3 separate regions of the Mus musculus genome follow, and all the other regions are linked to region 3. The links are chromatin loops, found by intact Hi-C in ENCODE. Cell type or tissue: heart. All regions are shown on one strand.

Evidence for each region. A loop is a pair of places that touch in the nucleus more often than their neighbours do. Peaks named below come from ENCODE experiments on the same cell type or tissue, not always from the same donor. Only the 100,000 strongest peaks of a DNase experiment are listed, where the experiment ranks them.
Region 1: it touches region 3 in a loop (2.1-fold over the local background); 11 of 42 quality-filtered maps call a loop at or near these places.
Region 2: it touches region 3 in a loop (4-fold over the local background); 23 of 42 quality-filtered maps call a loop at or near these places.

Annotation. Positions count from the first base shown.
Region 1 is chr15:36,370,161-36,378,160 of GRCm38, reverse strand. It overlaps Gm34150 (a long non-coding RNA gene), which reads right to left and starts at 3,809. Exons shown (of 4, transcript XR_383935.4): 1 at 3,493-3,809; 2 at 2,696-2,960; 3 at 1,935-2,110; 4 at 1,031-1,490. In heart, no CTCF peak of the experiment used is centred here; DNase peaks (open chromatin) are centred at 3,230, 4,480 and 6,560; H3K4me3 peaks cover 1,822 bases; H3K27ac peaks cover 2,088 bases.
Region 2 is chr15:36,175,601-36,183,600 of GRCm38, reverse strand. It overlaps Polr2k (polymerase (RNA) II (DNA directed) polypeptide K), which reads right to left. Exons shown (of 4, transcript NM_023127.3): 4 at 6,589-6,847. The coding sequence ends at 6,825. Spag1 (sperm associated antigen 1) reads right to left here and starts at 6,847. Exons shown (of 20, transcript NM_001359982.1): 1 at 6,400-6,847; 2 at 4,998-5,150; 3 at 1,758-1,905. The coding sequence starts at 5,031. In heart, a CTCF peak has its summit at 3,915 (motif pointing left); a DNase peak (open chromatin) is centred at 3,940; H3K4me3 peaks cover 840 bases; H3K27ac peaks cover 749 bases.
Region 3 is chr15:36,484,741-36,492,740 of GRCm38, reverse strand. Ankrd46 (ankyrin repeat domain 46) reads left to right here. Exons shown (of 5, transcript NM_175134.4): 3 at 6,614-6,946. The coding sequence starts at 6,636. Among named protein-coding and RNA genes, the nearest start is that of Ankrd46, 8.0 kb to the left of the region's middle. In heart, CTCF peaks have their summits at 2,648 (motif pointing right) and 3,870 (motif pointing right); DNase peaks (open chromatin) are centred at 1,810, 2,780, 3,830, 6,790 and 1 weaker place; H3K27ac peaks cover 1,673 bases.

The DNA.
Region 1 (8,000 bases), 110 kb after region 3:
AGAAACCCTAAGACAGCCCGAGATGTTGATTTTGTCTGAAGCCTCTCTGCTTAGCCTGTAGATGTCTGTCTTCTGTTTCATCACATGTTTAGTCTAAGTCTGTCTTAGTTAGGGTTTATATTGCTATGAAAAGGACCTTGATACAAATAAACTCAAAGAAGAAAGGGTTTATTTTAGCTTACACTTAATAGTCCACAGCTAGGTGGTGCGCATACTTTTATTCCCAGCACTCAGGAGGCAAAGACAGGCAGATCTCTGAGTTCAAGGCTACCCTGGTCTACAGAATGACTTCCAGGATAGCCAGGGCCACACAGAGAAATCCTGTCTTAAAAACAACAACAACAAAGCCCATTTAATATTCTACCACTGAGGGAAGCCAGAGCAGGAACCAAAGGCAGGAACCCAGGGCCAGGAACTGACACAGAGGCCATGGAAGAGTGCTGCTTACTGGCTTGCTCTCCATGGTTTGCTCAGTTTGGTTTCTATATGCTCCAGGACTACCTGTCTAGGAATGACACCACCCACGGTGGACTAGCCCCTCCCACATCAAGCACCAATCAATAAGATGCTAGGTAGACTCATCTACAGGTCAATCTGATGAAAGCCATTCCCTAACTGAGGCACAGTCTTCCAAGATGACTCCATCTTGTCACAATGACAAAACACTAACTCCACAGATCCTGATCTCTTCTTCACCAATTCTATTGTGTTATGGCCCAACCATGTGACTTGTTATGCCACAATGACCTCTTAAAAGGTTCTGTCCCTGAACATAGTGACATTCTGAGGTTGGAGGAGGTAATAGGAGTTCAAAGTATGGATAGACACTACAATGAATAAGAAAAGATTCAGGTGTTACATTTTTATTTTGATTTTTTTTATTATAAAAATGTCCAATCTGACTCAAGAATAGGAAACAAACAGAAAACCTTGAGCCAGTGCCTAGCATTAACACCAATCGACTAGTTTCTTTTCCTTACGTTTGTTTTATGCTTTTGCTTGAATGCATATTAAAGATATTCCAGAATTGTATCATCATGAATTTCAGCTAAATCTCCAAAGCAAATACTTTTATGTAACAATAATTCCATTATCTCATTCATTGAAATTACAAAAAAAAATCATTGACATTTGATAAATTTTCTCAGTTATCAAAATTAACTTTTCTGCTATCTGTTCAAATTAGGATCTGCCCAGTTCATTCACTGTGTTTGGCTCTTAGGTATCCTCCGAGGTCTCTGAGTCTGTTCTACCCTGGAGCTGACCTCTCTGCGTCTCCTCAGCAGTGACCTGGGGAAGCAGCACAGTTTCTCTTGGTTGCCCAAACCCAGCTTTCACCTGCCTTTCCTGCAAGGCCTTTAACTGTGCCTCCCGTATCCTCATCTTCTTTCGAGATCAGAGATTATTTGGCTTGGCTGTGGTTCCGGCTCAACTGTTTCTTGGCATACTCCACTCATGGGTCTGTTTCCTTGTGTGGGTTTTAACCATCTCTGTGGGGGGTGCATTGTTAACACTGTTAAAATGTCTGAAGCTGACTGGCTGATCTCACCACTGCAAACTATTACCTGTTGATAACCACTAGTCCCCTCCCAATAAAAACTGTAACACGATTATTTCCTGCAACACGATTATTTTCTGATTCTGAAGTTTCCACTAAAATTCACCCGACTCTGAATGTTGATCTATAGAAGAACATGCCTCAATCCACCTGGCTTTCAGTTATGCTGAAACCTGGTTCACGGTAAAAGGGATGACAGATTCTGCCTATTTTTAACATGGCCTTCTACCACTGTTAACTGAGTTACATTTAGAACACATTTGAGCAAATAGATTTTTTTTCATATTTTCTTGTTTGTTCATTGAGACATGGTCTCTCAACAGAGCCCTTGCTGTCTTGGAACTCACTATGTAGACCAACCTGGCCTCAAACTCACCTGCCTCTGCCTTCTGGGTGCTGGGATCAAAGGTGTGGCATGAGCAACCACTCCACTCCAAAACAAAATCTTTTTTAAACAGTTCCAAGGATGAGACTCGGGTTGTTAGTTAGGCTTAGTGCCAAATCTTTGCATTGAGCCATTGTAACAGCCTGGAAGCCAATTTGGTAGGACATCTATAATGAATATTTGAAAAAAAAATCAGATTATCTGATACCAAAACATCTTTGGTATCCTCTTAATCTGAAGATTAGCATCTTTGAAGGTCTGAAGATGCAGAGGGAAAAGAGGAGAGGGGAGGGAGAAAGGAGAGGAAGGAGGGAGAGAGAGGAGAGGGATCAATGAGGAAGAAAAGGTGGTGAGAGGAGGGGAAGACAGGAAAAGAGAGTTGGGAGGAAAGGAGAGAAGAGAGGGAGGCAGGAGAAGGAAGAGGGGAGGGGCAAGACAGTATGGGGGAGGAGGGGGAATGGGAGGGAGAGAAGAGGAGGAGGAGTCAGGAGAGGGGGAGTTCAGCCTTGGCTTCAGAGGTAGTCCCCAAATGGGAACCAGCAGCACCCTGCTTGAAGTTATTTGACCCCTCCAGAGACCACCTAGGAAGGCACTCTGAGTCCCACAAAGTCAGAGTTCTTCCAGAACAATTGGCTGCACGCTGCTCCATCCTCTGAGTCAGGAATCAACACAGAATCTTAGCAACAGAGCTGATGAGTGGGCGGACTTTATTCCTACTGGGTAGCTTTTATGACTTTGTCAACCTGTCTTACCCTATTTAGGAATCATCCCGGCTCCAGCTTTCCTTCTAGATAATCCGTAAACATCCACGCATGAATCAAGCCAAGTATTTGTTGCTATTCAAGCTATACGGTCCCCAGATTGTCTTCCAGCAGGTGAGTCACCACTCACACATGGGCCAGGTGCCAGCTTCGCCTGACTGGGCTGCTCTTCTGCACCTGAATTAATTAGCACCCCAAACCGCCTAAACTCTGCTGCGCGCCCACTCAGGCATGGCTGCGATCGAGAGTTCTAGAGCTGTTTTTAAAAAAGGAAAGAAAGAAAAGAGCAATATCTGGGAAATGAGCAAGACTGAAGACCGGAAGTCCTCCACGTTCAAGGCAGTTTCTTATCAGAAGTGCAGTAAAGAAATAGCAACTTACGCCATTTAGACAAACAGCCCTTCGGTCTAGAGTGCCTGTGGAATGCAAAGCAGCCTCACCGGGGAAGGGGAGTGGCTCCAGGGAGGCTGCTGCAGAGAAAAGGCTGCCAGGACTCAGAAAAGCAGCTGGGCATGGCGAGAGGGAAGGGAAAGCCACCCCGTGAATTCGAGATTACATTCTATGCTTTTGTGTCTCATGAATGCTCTTTTCCAGGAGCCCCAACCCTGGGCTCAGCCCCTGGAGGGGAGAAGGAACACTCACAGGAACACAGTTACTGCCTGCCTAGGCGGTGGATACAGAAAGCCAGTAAGAGCAATTTGGTAGCAATTTGATAGTACTCCATCCGGAGAATCCAGAATCCTTTCCTAGAGCAAGATACGCCGCCCGCCGAGGTCAACTTTACCAACCCAAATAGCCACAGGAGCCAACTTCTCTTCCTGTCCTCCAGGAGGTTCTGAACTATCAGGTCACTGTCACCCCCTGTGCTCTTCAGGGTCTCCATGAGCGTTCGAATTACTTCAATTTAGAATACAGCGTGTGTGGTTCAGCTACAGTGCTACTGAGACCCCAGACGCATTCCAACCATGTCAACTTCTGGAGATTCTGTTGCGTGCGCTGTGTGGCTGGGCGGCTCCAAGCTGCCCTTGTAGGTGGTGGGAAGAGAGAAAGAGAGGGTGTGGGAGAGAAGACTGGGAGGCGGGGCAGAACACAGCCAGCCTCACAGGCACTTTCTCCTAGGACCTTGGTCAGGGAGTAACCCAGAAGCAGCCCTTCCTGCCTCCAGGGAGGTTTAGCAGTGAGTCTTCCTTAATCCCCAGAGCCCTTTTAAGTTTGGTGGGCTTCTCCTTCCTTCCTCCAGCCAGGTAGAACACCGGGGTGCCAAGGCCTCGGGCTCCTGTGCCTGTGCTTTCACACTGCCTCTGCCTACATTAAAGAGAGCGGTGCATGGTCCCTCTCTGAAGAAGCTCTGGGGATTGAGGCATGCTGGGGCAGGGACCAGGCCTCTCCTTAGCATCCTGGGACTAGCCCATAGTGACTGTGGGGCTTTATCCCCAGAACCTGCTGTTAAACTTGCCTAGATGGGCTAACCTACTTCCCCCAAGGCCAGATGGGAGGAACAAAGCAAGACTGTGACAAAGTGTAGTTGAAGACAAAACCTCTCAAGGTTTTTTTTTTTTTCTTTTAATTTTGTTTTTGTTTTTGATCCTGCAAATATCCCCAGAATGTCTGTGCTGACAGGACTGTGAAGACTGCTGGCTCCATCACTGAAAAGAGAGCAGCCCCTGACCAGCAGAGGGTTTCCTGGAGTGAAGGGGAAGGAGAGAGCCTTCTGCAGTAGCCCCTAGCCTATCTATGCTCTCCAATTGCGCCAGAGCGCACTTTGTCTGGCACCAGTCCCTGCTCCTCCTGTCTGCCCTCTGTTTCCTGGAGACCTTGAGGAAGGGAGCCTTCATTTATGTGAGCCAAGATGTAGCAAATTCGCATCTGGGAGAAAATGACTCAGGGCTTTCATAAGATCCTGAATTTGATTTCCCTACTCACTGACACTTCATAATCCAACAAAACCTGCTGTTAGTAAAGTAGCATATTTTCCCTCCCTCCCTCCATCCCTCCCTTCCTCCCCCCCACTTCCTTTCCCCCCTCCTTCTCTTCTTTTCTGACAGGGTCCCACTATGTAGTGCTGGCTGTCCTGGAACTCACTATAGCAGTGTTCTCAACCTTCCTAATGATGTAACCCTTTAAATACAGTTCTTCATGTTGTTGTGACCCACAGCCACAAAATTATTTCATTGCTACTTCATAACTATAATTTTACTACTATTGTGAATTGTAATGCAAACATCTGTGTTTTCCAACAGTCATAGGCAACCTTTATAAAAGGGTCATTTGACCCCGCCTGGAGGAGATTACACCCCACAAGCTGAGAACCACTGTGCTATATAGTAGAATAGACTGATCTTCAACTCAAGCATTAACTCATAGAGATCCACCCACCTCTACCTCCAGAGAGCTGGTATTAAAGGTGTGCACCACCATGCCTGGACAATGAACATTTTCTTTTTTTTCTTTTTTTTAATTAGATATTTTCTTCATTTACATTTCAAATGCTATCCCCAAAGCCCCCTATACCCTCCCCCAGCCCTGCTCCCCAACCCACCCACTTCTGCTTCCTGGCCCTGGCATTCCCCTGTACTGGGGCATGTGATCTTAGCAATATCAAGGGCCTCTCCTCCCATTGATGGCCGACTAGGCCATCCTCTGCTACATATGCAGCTAGAGACACGAGCTCTTGGGGGGGAGGGGGTTACTGGTTAGTTCATACTGTTGTTCCTCCTATAGGGTTGCTGACCCCTTTAGCTCCTTGGGTAGTTTCTCTAGCTCCTTCATTAGGGAACCTGTGTTCCATCCAATAGATGACTGTGAGCATCCACCTCTGTATTTGCCAGGTACTGGCATAGCCTCACAAGAGAGAGCTATGTCAGGGTCCTGTCAGCAAAATCTTTCTGGCATATGCAATAGTGTCTGGGTTTGGAGGTTGTATATGGAATGGATCCTGTTCCAACTTGTGATATGAACATTTTCTTTAAGCAGCTAATAACTCACAAAGTGAAACCAGTTCCAAGGTTGGTTATCAGCAGAGTGTGTCCTAAGGCCTTTATATGCTTATTATAAGCCCAATACAGTTGCTGCCACACTGGAGGCAGAGACATTTCATATTTCCTCTGAAGGTTTGATTGTGTTAATCCAGGAAATGAACTGACTTAGGCAGAGAAATAAGAGAGGGTTACATACAACTTAATTAACATGCAGAAATGGGGTGGGTGGTAAATAGCATGTATGAGATGCTGTGGGGTATCCACCACCGAAGATTGCTCAGACATGGGTTTAAGCCAATAGGAAATCTTTATTAGCCAGCCATCGATTACACCAGGTGTTCAGGATCCCAGTGTAGCACTGAACCTTTCTCAGGGTAAGCTTTTAGGCACAAAACCAATATCTGGGTTGACATACTTCAATGAACAAGAACAGTTAACCAGAAGTAGAACTACAGAAGTCAAAAGCAAGGATAGGCTATTTAGAGACTTTCCCAGAACTATGGACTTCAATGCATTAGGCCTGTGTTTTAGTTTTGACAGGTACTGCTGTCTACATGCTGAGTCAGTTGTGCTAAGGTCTGGAGTCTTACTAGGGTTTGATGCCCTGTTACATAAGATACAGAAGGAGTGTGGGCAGTTGGAGCTCGTTAGATAGAAATGTGGGGCTTCTGGGGAGATAGCAGACAGATTACAGGTAAGAGGGGTCCTCAGATTGGGAACCTGGGCCTGCATCCTGCAATGTTTTCTCATGTATCTGTGAGGAACTGAAAGTTAGAGAGACTCCCTGCTAGGAGGAGGGGCCACAGCTCAGTAATAAAGATGCCAAACCTTCTTCCTCCACCTCCTGACTTGATGCAAAGGCCTGGCAGCTGGAAACAAAGGCCTTGCTGGCTTGGAAGGTTTCTCAGTCAGTGGGAAATCCCCTCCTTCAGCAGTGGACCTGTCCAACAAGTTCAAAGCTAGTTCAGGACATGTTTATCTCAAATTTGTGGCCCTATCAGCCTCCCTGTCTTTGTTCAAACTGACCAACCCTAAGTTAGTCAGACCTTAAGACCCACCAGCTCTTGAAGAGAAATCAGATTTCAGACTGTCTGGCTTTGCAAAGGATCTTGTTCTTGGTGTGTGCGTCTGTGTGCGCGCGCACATCTGTGTGTGTGTGTGTGTGTGTGTGTGTGTGTGTGTGCGAGTGTGTGTGTGAGTGTGTGTGTGTCTGTGTGTGTGTCTGTGTGTGTGTGTATTTCTTCACCTGAATAGAAGAAACCTTTCTTCACCTCTACACTGGATGATTCCCTGTATCTGAGATTTTCCCTGCTGCTACTTGTCACGCTTGAGATCTTTCCTGCCTTTTAATTATTTAACTGGCTGAGAAAACAAGCTTGATCAAGGAAGCTGGAAGCTCATATTCTTTGGAGTCCTTCATGTGTCAGATCTGCAGATCCTCTTAGCTAACTCAAATTATGCTAACGGAATCAATTTGGGGTAGACCTTTTGATCTCCTGGTACTCGCTCAAGGAAATGTCTGAGGTCTAAGAAAAAAGAAGGAAAAACAACAACAAAAGACAAACAACAACAACAAAACCAGATCAGATACAGCAGGTGTTAACCATTTCTTAACTAAGGCAGTGGCAGGCACTTCAAACACTTCGTACATAGACATAAAGCAAGAAAGTAAACCTTAATAGCCCCTAGTCTGCAGACCTCTGAAGTATGCAGCTATTTAGGGATTTTTTTTGCGCCCCCCCCCCCGACACATATATGTCATTTGTGTTAAAGTCAGAATACATTTTATTAATTATTTGGGAATTTAATACAATGCATTTTGATCATATAAGTTTCACTGGTTTTGTTTTTCAGAGACAGAATCTCATGTAGCCCTGAGGCTGGTATGCAAGCATCACCAACAGAATACAAGAGATAGAAGAGAGAATATCAGGGGAAGAAGATACCATAGAAAACATTGACACAACAGTCAAAGAAAATGCAAAAAGCAAAAAGCTCCTAACCCAAAACATCCAGGAAATCCAGGACACAATGAGAAGACCAAACCTAAGGATAAGAGGTATAGAAGAGAGTGGATATTCCCAACTTAAAGGGCCAGTAAATATCTTTACAATTCAACAAAATTGTAGAAGAAAACTTCCCTAACCTAAAGAGAGATATGCCCATGAACATACAAGAAGCCTACAGAACTCCAAACAGACTGAACCAGAAAAGAAATTCCACCCACCACATAATAATCAAAACACCAAATTCACAAAACAAAACAAAATTATTAAAAGTAGTAAGGGAAAAAGGTCAAGTAACATATAAAGGCAGAC
Region 2 (8,000 bases), 310 kb after region 3:
TGATCTCAAGGGCTGTGCAAGGCGGGAGCTGGGAGGCTGGCTCGGCCATCACTGGCCATTCCCATCAGCAAATCTACAGCATACACAGGGCTGAGGACTCCAAAGAAACCAAGGTGAGTTACACACATTAAAGGTTGAATTATGGGCCAGGGAGCCAGCTTGGCTGCTCTTCCAAAGGACCTGACTTCATTCCCACGTGGCAGCTCACTTCTGTCAGTGCAGTTAGTTCCAGGCTATCTGACTCCCTCCAACCAACACCTTCTGGCCTCTGTGGCTACTGGATGCACATAGACGTACATACAGGCTCAATACCCATATGCATAAAATAATACATATTTAATTTCAATAAGTAATATTCTCTTTCCTAACATATATATGTTCATTTTATGCACAGAGCAATTTCAAAATGTATACTGGAAATTCAGTATTAGAGACAGGCTGACAGATAATGCAGGCTTCCATGTCAAAGAGTTTCTGTTAAAAAAAAAAGTCTCATTTTGAGTCAAGGTCTCATACAGCCCAGGCTGATTTCTACATCCTGTGGCTTAGGATGACCATGAACTTCTAATCCTTCTGGGCTCACATTCCTTGTGCTGGACGGCGAATGCTTGCCACCAAATTCCACTGATGTGACTCAAACCCAGTGTCTCATGAATACGAGGCAGACATTGTAAAACATCCCCAGCCCTTGTCACTGTTGCTTGTTTTTAGATTTAATTATTTGTATATATGTGAGTACACTGTAGCTGTCTTCAGACACACCAGAAGAGAGCATCGGATCCCCATTACAGATGGTTGTGAGCCACCATGTGGTTGCTGGGAATTGAACTCAGGACTTCCGGAAGAGTAGTCAGTGCTCTTAACCACTGAGCCATCTCTCCAGGACTGTTTGTTGGTTTTTAATGTATGAGGAGAAAATGGCTGAGAAACAGCTTAGACAAAACACTCTTAAAGTAAACCACTCAAGAAACAGAATCCCTTCCCTAGAAAGCTAGATGAAGTTCTGAACTCCACAGGCCTCCTTGGGCACTGGCATACATGTGCCAAGATACATACATACATACATACATACATTCATACATACATACATACATAAGTCTTTTAAAGGGAAGAAGGTCAGAGAAAATAAAAGCAAGGACCAGTGAAGAGCCAAGAATCATGACTGCATCCTGGGAAGGCTGTTGGCTCAGGAGCCACAAGTGCTTCTGCAGCCGAACGCTCTTCTTCAAATCCAATCTCTCAGGAAACCCACTGACATCCCAGGTTGGTACTCCATGGGGCAGAGACTCTTGAAACTCATGACAATCAGCTGCATTGTTAAAAGCTCGCTTCCCTTCTCAGGCTTCCTGAAGTGGAACGGCTGAGAATGAGGCACTCAAAACAACTACATCTGGACACCCATACAAGATTTGACATCACCAGGCTCGGATAACTTCCTGTTTCAGGCTCTCCACCATCTTCCCTGGGATCAGGCAGCAGAGAGTCACCCTTAGCTGTCAGAGAACCAAAAAGTGCGCCTCCCCCAGTAGCATGTTTCCATGGCTTTACCTTTTCTTGGACAGCCAATGGAGGCCAGCTGACTACCCACTTGGATCCTAACCAGCCATGTCTCATGTGGTCCAAAACCACAGAATCAAACCAATCAGGGACCTATGTACTGACTTCAATATTTGAAAATTCCCCAACACTTCCATTGTTGATTTGTCTCCCTGAAGGCAATGGCATAAAAAGCATGAAATCATTTTTTAAATGCTTACCTCAGCACATAAAGAATTTTTTCCAGGTGTTTCACATCTGAACAGTTTTCAATATACTTGAAATCCAAATGTTCGATGGGAATTTTAAATGTTTTTGTTGTTCCAAAGCCCCACAATGATGGACAGTCCTTAGCCTTAGCAGTCATGGCTGAAACATAATGTAAAAAAACAGATGTGAATCTAATATACATAATTTAGCTCAATTATATATATCATATAACATTATCATATGTATGTAATAATATATATACACACATGTATATGTATATATGTATGTATATATAATTTAGCTCAATCTAGGTAGTCCTGAGTGATCTTAGAGGGAAATAAGCAGAGTGATTTTTTTTTTCCTCAAAGAGGAAGGTTGTCTGTTTTGAACTTTCCTCTCAATATTAACCAAGTCAAAATATTCATCATACATGTATTATCTAAGACTTCACCTTAAACAAGGCCTGACAGAACGATAAAACATTCGGGTGCAAAAACTACAGGTTATATAAAAATCAGGTTTGAGGGCTTCTTGATGAAGTAGAACTGCATGCTTCTGACATGAAGTGAAGCTGTCACTGGGTGCTAGAAAGTTAAGCCCTCCCACACAGATGTGGGCACAAGCGACAAAGCCTCCTGAAATGAAGTTGTGTATCTCAACAGGTTGGCACGTAACAGTCGGTTGCTAAGTGTGGGACTGAGGAGATGGCTCAGTGGCCGAGAGCAGAGCCCGGGGTGGACTGCCAGTGTCCACAGCAGTCCTGTCATTTCTCCTCCAGGTCATCTGGGGCTGTCTCTGGCTTCTGTGGACACAGGATGTGTGATGCAGACACACATGCAGGCACAATCTTTATATAATAAAATAGTAGTCTGTTTAAAACACTCTTAATTCCTTCCCCAAACTTAAAAAATCTAAAGAATTAAACAAAGACACAAAGTGGAGCCAGATGCCTTTAGCTCCAGAGTTTGGGAGCAGGCGGATCTTTCTGAGTTCTAGACCAGCTTGGTCTTCTTTTTTTTTTTTTTTAAAAGATTTATTCATTTATTATATGTAAGTACACTGTAGCTGTCTTCAGACACACCAGAAGAGGGCGTCAGGTCTTGTTATGGATGGTTGTGAGCCACCTTGTGGTTGCTGGGACTTGAACACTGGACCTTTGGAAGAGCAGTCGGGTACTTTTACCCACTGAGCCATCTCACCAGCCCCCCAGCTTGGTCTTCATATCAAGTTTTGGCCAGTCAAGGTTACATGGTGAGATCCATCTCAATAAACAAACAAAACAAAACAAAACAAAACAAAAACCCTATTTTTAAAAAGCTTTCAGATTTATAAAACTTTTGTATTCTGTCATGAAATCTCCACACTAACATAGATTTGGCAGAAAAACCAAACCAAACCCAGTTTTCCTTCTGTTGCTGGGACAAACACCATGACCAAAAGCAACTTGGGAAGGAGCAGGCTTATCTCATCTCACAGATTACAATTCATCACTGAATGGAGTGGGGCTGGAACTCAGGGCAAGAACATGGAGGCAGGAGCTGAATCGGAGGCCATAGAGGGGTGCTGCTCACTGGCTCACTTCCCAAGGCAGCCATCTTTCTTATAACTCCCAGGACCACCCACGGCAGGCTGGACCCTCCACCATCAATCATTAATCAGAAATACCCCACAGACTTTCCAATCTGATAGAGGCAATTCCTCAGTTTTAATTCCCTTTTGCCAGATGACCCCAGTTTGTGTCAATCTGACAATTAAAAACAAACACACAAAAAGCACATATTACAAACTTACGTTCACACTACGCAATAAAAGCACATTCATCAAGACTCACAAGCTTTTCTAAGTTCTTCTGAAGTATGTTTCTTTCTTTCTTTTTATTTCCCTGTGTAAAATCCTTAAACCTGTGGCAATTAGAAATGTTAGCTTTCTGGGCATTTAGATTGTTCTCGGGAGAATTTTTCCGTATTTCTTTTCAGTCTTTCTGTCTAAAAGCTTGATCATGGCTGGGTCTGATTTATTTGCCATCACCCTGCTCACATTCATTTCCTGTATTTCCTAATCAGTGTAGTAGTAATATCTCCTGTGCAAACTACCATAGCGTTTCCTGGTAACCCCAGTAACGTGAAAACTCAGCTTCTCCTACTCAGGCAGCCGGCGCCCTCTGCAGCCAGAAACGGAAGTGGCACGCCCCAGCCATGGCAACGGTTTCCAGGCACCGCCAGACCCAGGTAAAGTGTCTAGGACGAGCCTGGGAACTAGCTCTTGGGCCAACCTGCAAGCTTTGGCGCAGGGAGTCCTTCCTCCGGCTTGGGCTGGGGGCTGAAGCAGATGGCTGTCCCCAGGAAACCACAGTGCGGCAACTCCACCCCCGTGTGAACCACAGCGGTGGAAAGATCCAATCGCCTTCCCAGACTAGAAAGGACGTTCGTCGACAGTGTGCGTGTGCGGCCGCTTCTCCACGCCCCGAGGGTGCTCACCTGGGTCTCTGTAGCCAGCGGAGGATGCCGACCCGAGACCCGAGCCGGTGCCCAATGCGGCTGGGCGGAGACTAAGCCCTCTGACCCGCAATTGGCTACCCCTGCTGCCCGCTGATTGGCTTCACAGGCCGCAGCCAATTTCTGCCCTCACAGAGGGCAGACCCCCGCCCCCTTGGGATTTAGTCTGTTTTACAGTAAGTTAGAAGGTGTTTCTTTTTGCTTTGTTTTGATTTTTCGTGACAGGATTTCTGCGTGTAGCCTTGACTATCCTGGAACTCCCTCTGTAGATACGCCTGCCTCTCCCTCCCGAGTACTCGGATTAAAGGTGTGTACCACATACACCACTTAAAACGCTGTTAATAGACCGCTGTACTCCTAAGGGAAGTGGTGTCTAGTCCTACGTAACTGAAATACTTAATTGAAACGTCAGACTCTGTTGCACACTAGGTTTACTTATCTACCATCCTTTGAACAAGAATAAATGAAAGGCACATTTTCCTCTTTTCCTACAGCCACATTTCCTGAGAGGATGGTGAAGAGCAAGGTACCCCTTAGAGTGCTGGAGATACAAACATGATTGACAGAAGCAATTCAGATGAATAAAACAGTAGAGGTCGTTTTGTGGAGAAACTTCCATTTTAAATACATTTCAGATTTGGTGCCCAGTTCATAACAGGAATCCAATAAATTCTCCTTTTTAGAAAAGTCTGCAGGAAGGGGCCACTGTGGCTGGTATCAATTCCAATGCTCAACCCATTACATTTATATACTTACTTAGGGTTTCATGTTGGAGAATGCTAAACTGCATATTTATAGATGAAGACTCAATCTTTCGGATAATCCTTAAGCTGTCTCACTTATGTGAACAGCATCCAGACAGCAAAGCGAGTCTCAAGCAAACACCTGAACTTCCGAAGCACTGATTTCCTGCAGAGGAAAAACTGTAACAATCTGGAGAAAGGCTGTCATGCCATGCATGGGCTTGTAATTTTCTTTCCACACTTCATGTTTTCTTCTGGCTATACAATCTGTGCTGAATTGAAAAAGGTCAAAATAATCTGAAGACTGTGGGCAAGCAAAAAAAATATCTGTAGTCATAAAGAGACCAACAAAGAGATATGTAAAGAAAGGCTTAAGCCTGTAATCCCAGCACTCGGGAGGCAGAGGCAGGCGGATTTCTGAGTTTGAGGCCAGCCTGGTCTACAAAGTGAGTTCCAGGACAGCCAGGGCTACACAGAGAAACCCTGTCTCGAAAAACCAAAAAAAAAAAAAAAAAAAAAAAAGGCTTAGTAAGAGTTACACGGCTAACTCACAAGAGCCAACAAAGTTTATTCTTACAGAGCTCTTCAACAGCAAAGTATTTCAAGCTGTGCCTGGTAGTGTAGGCCTGCACTCCTAATTACCCAGGAGGAAGGAGGATTTGCAGAGTCCAGAAAACTTAGTAAGACACAGAGTAAAGCAACAGAGGGGAGCACCTTGGAGGAGCGCTGGCTGTTCTAGTAGTCACTCTTAGCCTCTACGTAGCTACGTAGCCAGAGACAACCTTGAACCCCTTCTATATCCTCCGGCCTCTACCTCCCAAGCAGTGGGATTTCAGACAGGTTTCACTACACCCAATGCCCAGAACTATGTGGTCTGAGGGATGTGTGCACCTACGTAAGTGAGGAAACTTATTCTACCAAAGTCTGTGTGGACTGTATGCACACACCCAGAAGGCAGTGTCAGATGCCCTGGAACTGGAGTTCCAGTCTGTTAGGACAGACCCAACATGGATATTCAAACAGAACCAGGGACCTTTGAAAGTACAGCAAGTGCTCTCAACTGCTGAGCCAGTCCTCTGACCAGCTGTCTTAGTCTATTCGCTTCTGATTTTTATCCATTACTTTTGACTATTTACAGTTCTTTTTTGTTGTTGTTTTGGGGTTTTTTTTTTTGTTTTTGTTTTTTTGGTTTTTCGAGATAGGGTTTCTCTGTATAGCCCTGACTGTCCTGGAACTCACTTTGTAGACCAGGCTGGCCTGGAACTCAGAAATCCGCCTGCCTCTGCCTCCCAAGTGCTGGGATTAAAGGCGTGCGTCACCACTGCCTGGCCTGACTTTTTACAGTTCTACAGCTAGCAAGTACTCTGGATAGTTTAGAGTTGTTGACAAAGTGCAGTCGTTTCCAAGGGACTTACTTCTTCAGACCTTTTTCAATGTTCTATTTTAGTTCTTCTTCTCTGTGGGTGTTCTACATGCACATGCCCAAGTCTAGGTCAGAGGACAGACCCATTTCAGGAGTCCATTCCTCTTCCACTACGTGGATCCCAGGGCCTGAAGCAAGTCATCTGGCTTGATGGCTTTCTAACAAGACATTGAATAGAAATGGTTTGAGGAAACACTTTTAATCTTCACTGTGTGACGGATTACAAAAGCAATAAATTAAGCCATATATTGAACCAAAATTTCCTTTATACAAAGTATTAAAATACAATTGTATTTCTAAATGAAATCATAGGCATACAGTTGTTTTCATTAAGTAAACTAAGCCAAATGCTATACATTAAAGAGAAACATCAATGAGGCAAATGTATGAATGAAGATACTTCTGAACTCCCACATTTCATCGAGCATCAAAAACCACCACTGTTGAATTGAGTTAAGGATTTTAAACAGTACTTAAAATTGTATAAGACTAAGGCTTCCAAGTCACCCCCTGCACCACGCTTGCAATTGGATAGAAAATGAACAAAAGAATGAAGTTCACTATGACCACCAGAGATTATCTAAAAAAATAAAGTGCACTACTTCCATTTTCAGTAGCTCACTTTTTTGGATACAAGATAAATAACATAAATTACTAATGTAACATATAATAATATAAAGAATAAATAAGCAAAAATATTTTTAAAAAACTCACTGAAGCAATTGATGACTTTTTTTTTCCTTTTGGTTTTTCAAGACAGGGTTTCTCTGTATAGCCCTGGCTGTCCTGGAACTCACTTTGTAGAGCAGGCTGACTTTTAAGAGTTTGTGTTGGTTAACATGAAACAGTTTGTAGGCCTCACTATTTTTCATTAAGTTATTAACTTCTTCTATACTTTAGATTGTTCATAACCAACAACAAACAATGACTACTAGTAAAAACAAAGATTTCCTGAGAAGTAAAAAAGACTTACTGAGAGCCCATAATGAATGGTACATGAAAATGCTAATCATGTTTACAAAAAAAAAAAAAAAAAAAAAAAAAAAAGGGAAGAAACACATTGGCAGTACATGCCTTTAATCCTGGTATTTGGAGGTTGGGGGTAGGAAGAGGTAGGCAGATCTCTGAGTTTGAGGCCAGAGTTTTAGGATGGTCAGTGATACCCTAAATAAATGAATAAATTGAAAATGTACTTATTAGGGTTTAAATTTCTTTACTTAGGTTTATTTTATGCATGAGTGCTTTTGCCTGCATGCATATATTGTACCATTTGGGTCCCTAGGGTCAGGGGTCTGTCTATCCAACCACCTGTGACTGTGAGCAATCATGGTTCTAGAAATGGGCCCTTGGATAAACCAGGCAATGCTGTTATCTGCTGATCCGTTTCTCTAGCCCCCATTTGGTTCTTTGAGACTGGGTCTCACTAAGTAGCTCTAGCTGGTCTGGAATACTAAACATAGACCAAGCTGGCCTTGAATTCACCGGGCCCCGCCGCCCAAGTTTTGGGAAAAATAAATCCTATTAAAATAATTAATCTGGGTGTACCTCCTGTGGAGTCTCCACTCTCTCAGCTCTCATTCTTAATAAGTCCAC
Region 3 (8,000 bases):
AGAATTAGAGCAGAAGCCTGTGGTATTGGAGTAGGAAGTCAGTAACCGGGGATCAGAGGGTGTTCTGAGTAAGACCAGCAGGGACGGTGCCAGCAGCGGCCTTGAAGCTGGCTGGAGCCTTGGCAGCAGGTGTGCCAGAGATTTCTCCCTGTTTGGTCCCTAGAGGGGGCTCAGGCAGAGACTGAAGGATATAGAAGAAATATCCATAAAGTGAGGGGGGGGCCTTTAGATGGTCAGATATCCCTGTGCATTACAACCAGGAGTGGCAGCTATGAGGGTGGTGAGGCCTCCCGGGTGTATCTGTTTCTGAAGTGGTGGTAACACCTATAATCACCTGATAAACCATAGCTACAAACCAAGATCAGCTCAGTCCAGGTAGAAGAAAGGATGAGTATTGCTGGAGAGACAGGCTGAAGGCCAAAGTCATATTTTCAAGCTGTCTTGAACCTGAAGCATGGCTTTAATTTGTCGCTGTTTCTTCTTATGCCTCTGTAGCTTAAGATACAAAACATTTCTGATTCATTTCACTTTCCAGAATCCAAAACCTGTGCCTTCTGGGGTATAATTTGTCCCATGAGCTCAACAGTAAGAAACTTGTTATAGCATCTGGAGCCCGTGAGGTCATCGTCTTCTAAAAGCCTCTTCAAGAACAATTCTCATGTCACCGTGACCTTTCTGAACAGTGTGGTCCTCTTGAGTGCCAGAACAGCGCTCAGAGTAGCAGCTATTCAAACTTTAAAGAAAGAATTGTTAAGAGTTAGTTTGTCACGTCTCTAGTGACAGGTCATACGGAACATTTTGAAAAGTGAGAACATTTACCATTATCGCCAGTCTCCTTAGTATTAGTCATAGTGTGAATGACAAAATGTGGTTTTAAGAGATAGTGAATAAGAACTGGAAGAGAACTCAGGCATGTATGTAAAATAGCAAGGAGCTTTAACTCCTGGGGTCTGAGTCTCCACTGGATGATCCGCCCAGGCAGGAGATATTATTCACAGTTGAGGCTGGCGGGTCTGAGTGTGGCTGTGTAGGGAGTGCTCTGCGTTCAGGGAGCTCGTTCTCCCTGTGCTGCCACACTGACCTTTGAGCTTCTGAACAGTCTGTACAGATAGCCGGAGTGGAGGCTGCAGAGACGGCTCCGTGGCTAAGAGAGTAGTGTGCTCTTCCAGCGGACCCACTTATGTGCGGTGACTCAAAGCCTCCTGAAACTCCACTTCCAGGGGAGCCTGCGCCTCTGACCTCTCTACACATGCACAGCGCTACCCCCACCACATATCCATAATTCCTGGGTGCTGACGTGGGACCTGCCAGACTCAGTCCGTGTCTCTGAAAGACTCCCCAGAGCTCTGAGAGACTGCACCCGCCTGCCTGTGTGACACCTTGCTGGGAGAGGCTGTGCGCAGGCTGGCTTAGTGGAATGGAGACTTGCTTTGATTTGTTCCTCTTCTACTTGAAAGTATTCTGTTGGAGGAACTCCAGGACTTGCTGGATCTGCTCTGCCTCAGTTACAGGCATTCCCCGCTTTCCACCCCACCACAGTTTCCTACGTGACAGAATGATTCAGCTACAACCTGATGCCTGCCTGGGATCCCTTACGTAGTCTTAGCCCATTATCTGGGCTTGGCATTGTGAGAAGGAGAAAACTCCTCATTTTCTTATTACATCCTGGTCCTTGAACTCATCCTACCTCACTAGGTCTCAAAAGATGACCCCTACACATCATCGCCAAGAGAGGAGCGAGCCAGAGCTCCCTGTAACGATGAGATACTTCCCGGCCATCAGAGAGGTTTCAGCTTTAGACATCCAACAGCTGTGTGCCAGGGCCTTCTCCCAATTCAGGGTCATTTAGCAACAATGCTGTTTTAACAGCTGTTGGGAAGGAAAGCTGGCCGCTTGCAGTTATGTGTTAGGTCCAACCGAGGCCTCCGGGGTAGCATACCAACTTTGTAAGAGTGGCTGGGTTTTAAGGGTCTATAAAGGTCACTTGGTGTAATACTATGATGTGTGTAGCCTCATGGCAGTCAGACAGCCCAGAGATGTCTACTAGACCGTCTTCGCGGCTGTGTGAAGGAAGAAGTCGCTCCCCGTGTTGTTCAGATAGAGGCTTTGCCTGAAGGATGCAGCACCTGCCAGCCACTGCATAATTCTATTTTCACGTACAAGGCAAGGCTGTCTCTAAAACTAAACCACGCTGATGCCTCACAAGGTGTCACTGTTGGATATGAGAAATGCTGTTAAATCAGCCGTTGTCTATCAGCGAGGGGCAGAACATAGAAGGCTCCACCTCCCAGGCCTTTAATGTCCAGGCAGTTCAGTATAGATCATAAACTGAAAAGGACCCCATGTAGTGAGAGTTTCAGACACTGCAGACTTACATAGCAAAGAATCTAGAAAACAAAAGTATTAACCTATCTAAACTAGCAATGATTACTTTTATGGAGATTTATTTAGATTGATTTAAATCTATTATCTTTTCTAAAAAAGTTGAGTTGTGACTAAACTCTAGTCAATAAAGCAATAAATAATCTAAATATTGCCAGAATACAGCAGACGCCCCTGTCTTAGTGATTTTAGTTTCTTGTTATCTCAGACAGTGAGAAATGCTTAGGCACAGCAAGGCCAGGAATTCAGTCACGTCCTGTCCACTAGAGGACATTGTCAAAGACTTTGTTATTGTTGTTCCACAAAACCTTACTTGTATTCAGTGACGACAGGATTGCTTTCAGAACGCTGTGCCGGCTGCTTCCTGTGGAGCAGTGACCCTGCAGAGCTGGATTGTTCTTGGGATGAGGGAGTCCATTTGGAATGTGAACACGTGTGTCTATCCCCTGGCCTGAGGTCTGTGGTGTGTGTCCACTTGGGTTATGAGCAGTCGCCGCTCCCTGGGAGATCTAGGAGTGCGCACGGGCATGGGTGGTTGCTTTCTAACTGGAAGCCACTGGACTCCTTTACAGGGATAAGAACAACCAAGAGCACGGAGACTCCAGGTTGGGCTCCCTCTCCCACACACTACTTCCCTCTGCTGCTTTCTGTGATGTTAGGCAGCGTATGCACTGAGATCTCACAGTCCTCCCCGCAGCCCTCCCCTCGGCCCTCCCCAAAGTCCTCCCCACAGCCCTCCCTGCCTTGTGCACTGAGATCTCATGGCCCCCTTCCCCAACATGCCAGTTTTGTATACATTTTGCTCCGGCATCTTAGCTTTAATACCTGCTTCTAATTGCTCCTCCATAGGTGTGATGTCACCAGTGCATTTGAACCAGGATTGTCGCACTTATTCATGCTTTCCCAGTGACTTTCAAAATGAAAATCAAATCCATACTGTATGAACTTGATTCTTGATTCTGGATAGGGAAAGAAATGTAAGGCTTCCAGCACAGCCCAGACGAAAGCACGTCACTTCCCATTAGTTTCCGGCCATGAAGAATTTGATCCTAGAACTTGTGTACTTTGATCCAAGACTGTGAATCTAGAATTTGGGATGTAAATGGAAAATCATGTTCCATAGAACTTACCATCAAGTCGGCAGCTCTCAAGCTTCTACCCAAACCTCCTTGCTTGTTGTTTAGGTTTCGGTCACAGCTGAGGCCTGAAGGACAGCTAGGGTAGGGTGAGTGATGGCATCAGTGCTGCACGCAGGGCAAGAGTTCTGAGACTGCACCACCCCTCACACCTGACCGCATACTTCTATGGCAGTGCCCACAAGTCTGCCTGTGTGCCTGTCTGTGGGCAGGCCTCATGCACACTGCCCTTACAAACCAGGGCCTCCGTGACAGCCAGTGTGCTTTCTGGGGCTTGGCTGCCCCCATTGTAGGCTACTCCAGATGTTGTGTTTTTACTCTGCCAGTTCTTGGAAGGTTTTTCTCCCCACTAGATGTCACCCCATTGCTAGAAGCTACTCTGTTACCCAGGGATGGACATGCCTTTCAAGTTTGCTTCCCGCACAGCAGGGTACTGTAGTGCCTGGGACTGTAATAACTGCAGCCTGAGGACTAAGTCACACAGCTGAGAAGGATCCAAACTGGTTTCACTCCCAGGCAGCGCAGCACCACACACATCTGGATTGGGTGGCCAAACTTTGTCAGCTCCCAGCAACAAGAAAACTGGCTCTACAGTCCTAAGAGTTGCTCCTCGCATGGGTCAGACTTCAGATCTCTCCCTCCTGCTTCTCTTGGATTTGGACTTTAAGTACAACCAGCTCAAATGACGGATTTCAGGCACAGTGAATGTTTAGTGATTGATGCTGCGCTTCTGTGACCCAGGCTGCTGCCCAGCACCCTGCTTCAACAGTTCTTCATAGGAATTGAGCCGGGTACACTGCTGCACCAAATGGGCCCAAGGGAAGTCTGAGGGTGGGTGACAAGCGATTTAAGAACAAGGCCTGGCAAGTGCAGGGGCTGCTGCAGAGACAAGAGCCAGACCGTTTGTCTGGCAGAGCTATATGCTCCGGGTCTTTGCGAACCTTTCCCCCACTTATGAACAGCATTTTCTTTCTAAGAGTTATTTGTGGAGCTAGGGTAGCTCAGTGGTTGACCTTGCTTTTGCAAAGCCCTGGGCTCCAATTTCATGACCCTGCAAAAATCAATCAGCTAAAGTTAGAGGTTAGCTTCCACTTACTCTGTGGCCAATATGCATTGAGAATCCAGAGGCTGAGGGTGACTTCCAGAGCCCGGCTTCTCCCTGAAGATGACACATGGAGGACTCTTTCCTGCCTGCACTTTGTCAGTAGTCACAGCTCCATGTCACAGTCACGCCCCTGTACTCTCCTTCTCACTCCCGAGTTGAGTGCCTGGCCGTCACTTGGGTGGCCTGGCCAGTGGCTGCTTCACCTCAGGTGTTCTGGGGAATGTGCACAGGCCCCCTGGCCGTGTGTGTCACGGAACAGTGCGCTCTTTATCACACTGCACCTTGTTATAGGTGACATTCCTTGATTGCTTGTCTCTAGTCTTTTCTGTATAACCCTGCACATTTCTGCCAGGTCTCTGTCTGAAAGACCAGGAAGACCACCCATCTCCTTGGCCTGAAGTCTAAAGGGACTCTTCCAGAAATTCATGGAGAGTGAAACTTAGCTTGAAGTTGTTAGGGTTACATAACATTCAGTAAAAACCCCAAGTATATGCCTGCTCCATTGGGCCCAGCACTGGAGGGACAGAAGGAACAGGTCCTCAGTGTGTACGGGCTGATGCCTGCCTCAGAGCCAAGAGGAGGTAGACACAGTGCTCTGGAGCCAGGCAGCCTGGGCTGCAGAGCCGAATAGAGAGGCTGAGAACCTGCCAGGCTCGGTGCCTCTGGGCTCTGCACTCCCGGACCCTCGGGAAGGGGCTTAGATACAGTCAGTTGGCCTAGTACCCAGTTCCATTAGTGTTCCAGGCAGATTTCACCTGAGAAACTGTGCAAGCTGAGCCTGTGAATTAGAGCCTTCTCCACAGGGGCTGGCAAGATGGCGCAGAAGATAAAGCTGCTTGCAGCCCAGTTGGATGGCCTGAGTTTGATGCCTGGGACCCACATGGTAGAAGGAGAGAACCAATTTCCACAAGCTGTTCTCTGGCCCTCTCACATGTACAGTGGCATGCACACATGGTGTGCACAGACATACACATGATAGAAAAATAAATGAATTGTTTTTAAAGAGCCTTCTCTGTAAACACCCGGTCTCTGCGTTGCTGTCTCTCTTCAGAGTTCCTTTTGAGAGACTTGACTTTCTTCTCAGCTGAAGTGAAGGGCAGGAGAGAGCTGGTGAAGCAGGGTGGGCTGTGGCTAAGGCAGCACACCGTGGCTAAGGCAGCACAGGGCTAGCTTTTCAGTGCGAGCTCTCTGGAACACTAATGGGACTTGGTACTAGAGCTGCCTACTATGTGCCTAGCCTCCAGGGAATTCAGATCACAGAACCCAGGTGGAGTGGGGGCTTTGGTGCTGTGAATTGTACCCTGGGCACAGCTGCTGCCTTGGCCTGTGTCTGTCTTCCTCATCTCAGTTCTTAGACACTGGGAGTTTCGAAAAACCGAGTACTGAGGTGACCATAAGACAGCAGAAGAGGTTAATTCTGTAGAAGTCTGTTGATTTAATGACATTTAAAAATCAGTGTGTTGGTTCCTTTAACTTTTAAAACGAAGTCTTAAGTCCTGCACCTCAGATAGAGTGTTCTGCAGGGTAGATTGCGTTGGCTCGTGGGCTTTCCCCACGGGTACTTTTGTTAGCTCTATAGAGCATCTCTCGTAAGAAGGAAGAGTCTGAAGAAGAATTTCCACGCAGTAAGAGTGCCAGCTGTAATGTGCACACGTAGCGATGGCTCGTTCTACAGCTCAAAGTTCACACGAGTTCCCTTTTAAGGTCATGACTTAAAATCTAATTGTATTTTAGCTTTAAAAATATTTCAGCCCTTTATTGTGATAAAAATGAAGAGTTTTACAGTAATTTAATTGCCACTTTGATCCTGCAGATATGAAGAAAAGGAATTCTTTTAGCGGAAAATAAGACACAGTAGATACTTTTGTGATTGTTGTTTGTTTGGTAAGGAAATGTATTCCAAGCGTGAGATAAGAATGGTGATAGAGTTCCTCTGCCTGCCTGCCTGCCACAGGCCTCACCAGCTGTCCCTCGCCTCCTTCCACTGCAGGAGTGGCCGTCCACCACAGACGATGTCCTACGTTTTTGTGAATGATTCTTCACAGACTAACGTGCCCTTGCTCCAAGCTTGCATCGATGGGGACTTCACCTATTCCAAGAGGCTTTTGGAAAGTGGCTTTGATCCAAATATCCGAGACAGCAGAGGCAGAACGGGCCTTCACCTCGCCGCGGCCCGAGGGAATGTGGACATCTGCCAGCTGCTGCATAAGTTTGGAGCTGATCCACTGGCCACAGATTACCAGGGGAACACGGCCCTCCACCTGTGTGGCCATGTGGACACCATTCAGTTCTTAGTTTCCAACGGACTCAAAATTGATATTTGGTGAGTTCTCTGTTCCCATTAGATAGATGTGCAGGCCATGGGCTGACCACCACCTGATCCATTGTAATGACAAGTTCTGGAAGGTACGGAAGCCTGTGCACTCAGTAGGGCAGTGTGGGAGCCCTAGAGCTCCATGTGCAAGTGCATGTGTGTGTGTACGTGCAAGTGTGCCCGTGCACCCGTGTGTGTGTGTGTGTGTGTGTGTGTGTGTGTGTGTGTGGTGTGCCTGTGTGTGTGCCTGTGTGTGTTTGTGGTGTGTGCATATGTGTGTGTGCCTGTGTTTGTGTATAGTGTGTGCATGTGTGTGTGTGCTTCTGTGTGTGTGTGTGCATGTGTGTGAAACAGTAGCTGGTTTCTGTTAATTATGAACATATAACTCAACAACAGAAGGAAGAGGACGGTTTTATCAGCTTGTTCTAAGGTCACAGTAGTGCTCCCTGTAGTGGCTTCATTTGAATTATTTTTTAGATTTTTCCCATGTAGGTATCTGTCTGTTGTATGCAGGTATCTGTCTGTTGTATGCAGGTATCTGTCTGTCTGTTGTATGCAGGTATCTGTCTGTTATATGCAGGTATGTCTGTTGTATGCAGGTATCTATTGTATGCAGGTATTTGTTTGTCTGTTGTATGCAGGAATCTGTCTGTTGTATGCAGGTATCTATTGTATGCAGGTATTTGTTTGTCTGTTGTATGCAGGTATCTGTCTGTTGTATGCAGGTATCTGTCTGTTGAGCATTATTCCTCAGCCCTCCCTTTTCTCATGTTACACACGAGACAGGCATGTCAAGAAGTCATCTAGCTTAGAGAGACTGGAGTCCTATGTCTCCTGTCAGGCATGCTGGCCCATCATAGCTGTGGGCCTGAGTCCTCTTCAGGTGGAGGACACTGCGGGGGTCTGTGTTGTTGGACAGTAACACCCGATCTCCTGCGTGGAAGGGCCAGCTCCCCTCAAAGCTGAGCTTGAACTTGAAGCTGCAGGTTCCTGCTTTCAGAGCATGGCCGCAGGACAGAGCGGGGCAGCAGCTGACAGTGGAGTCAGCATGGTCGAGTCTGCT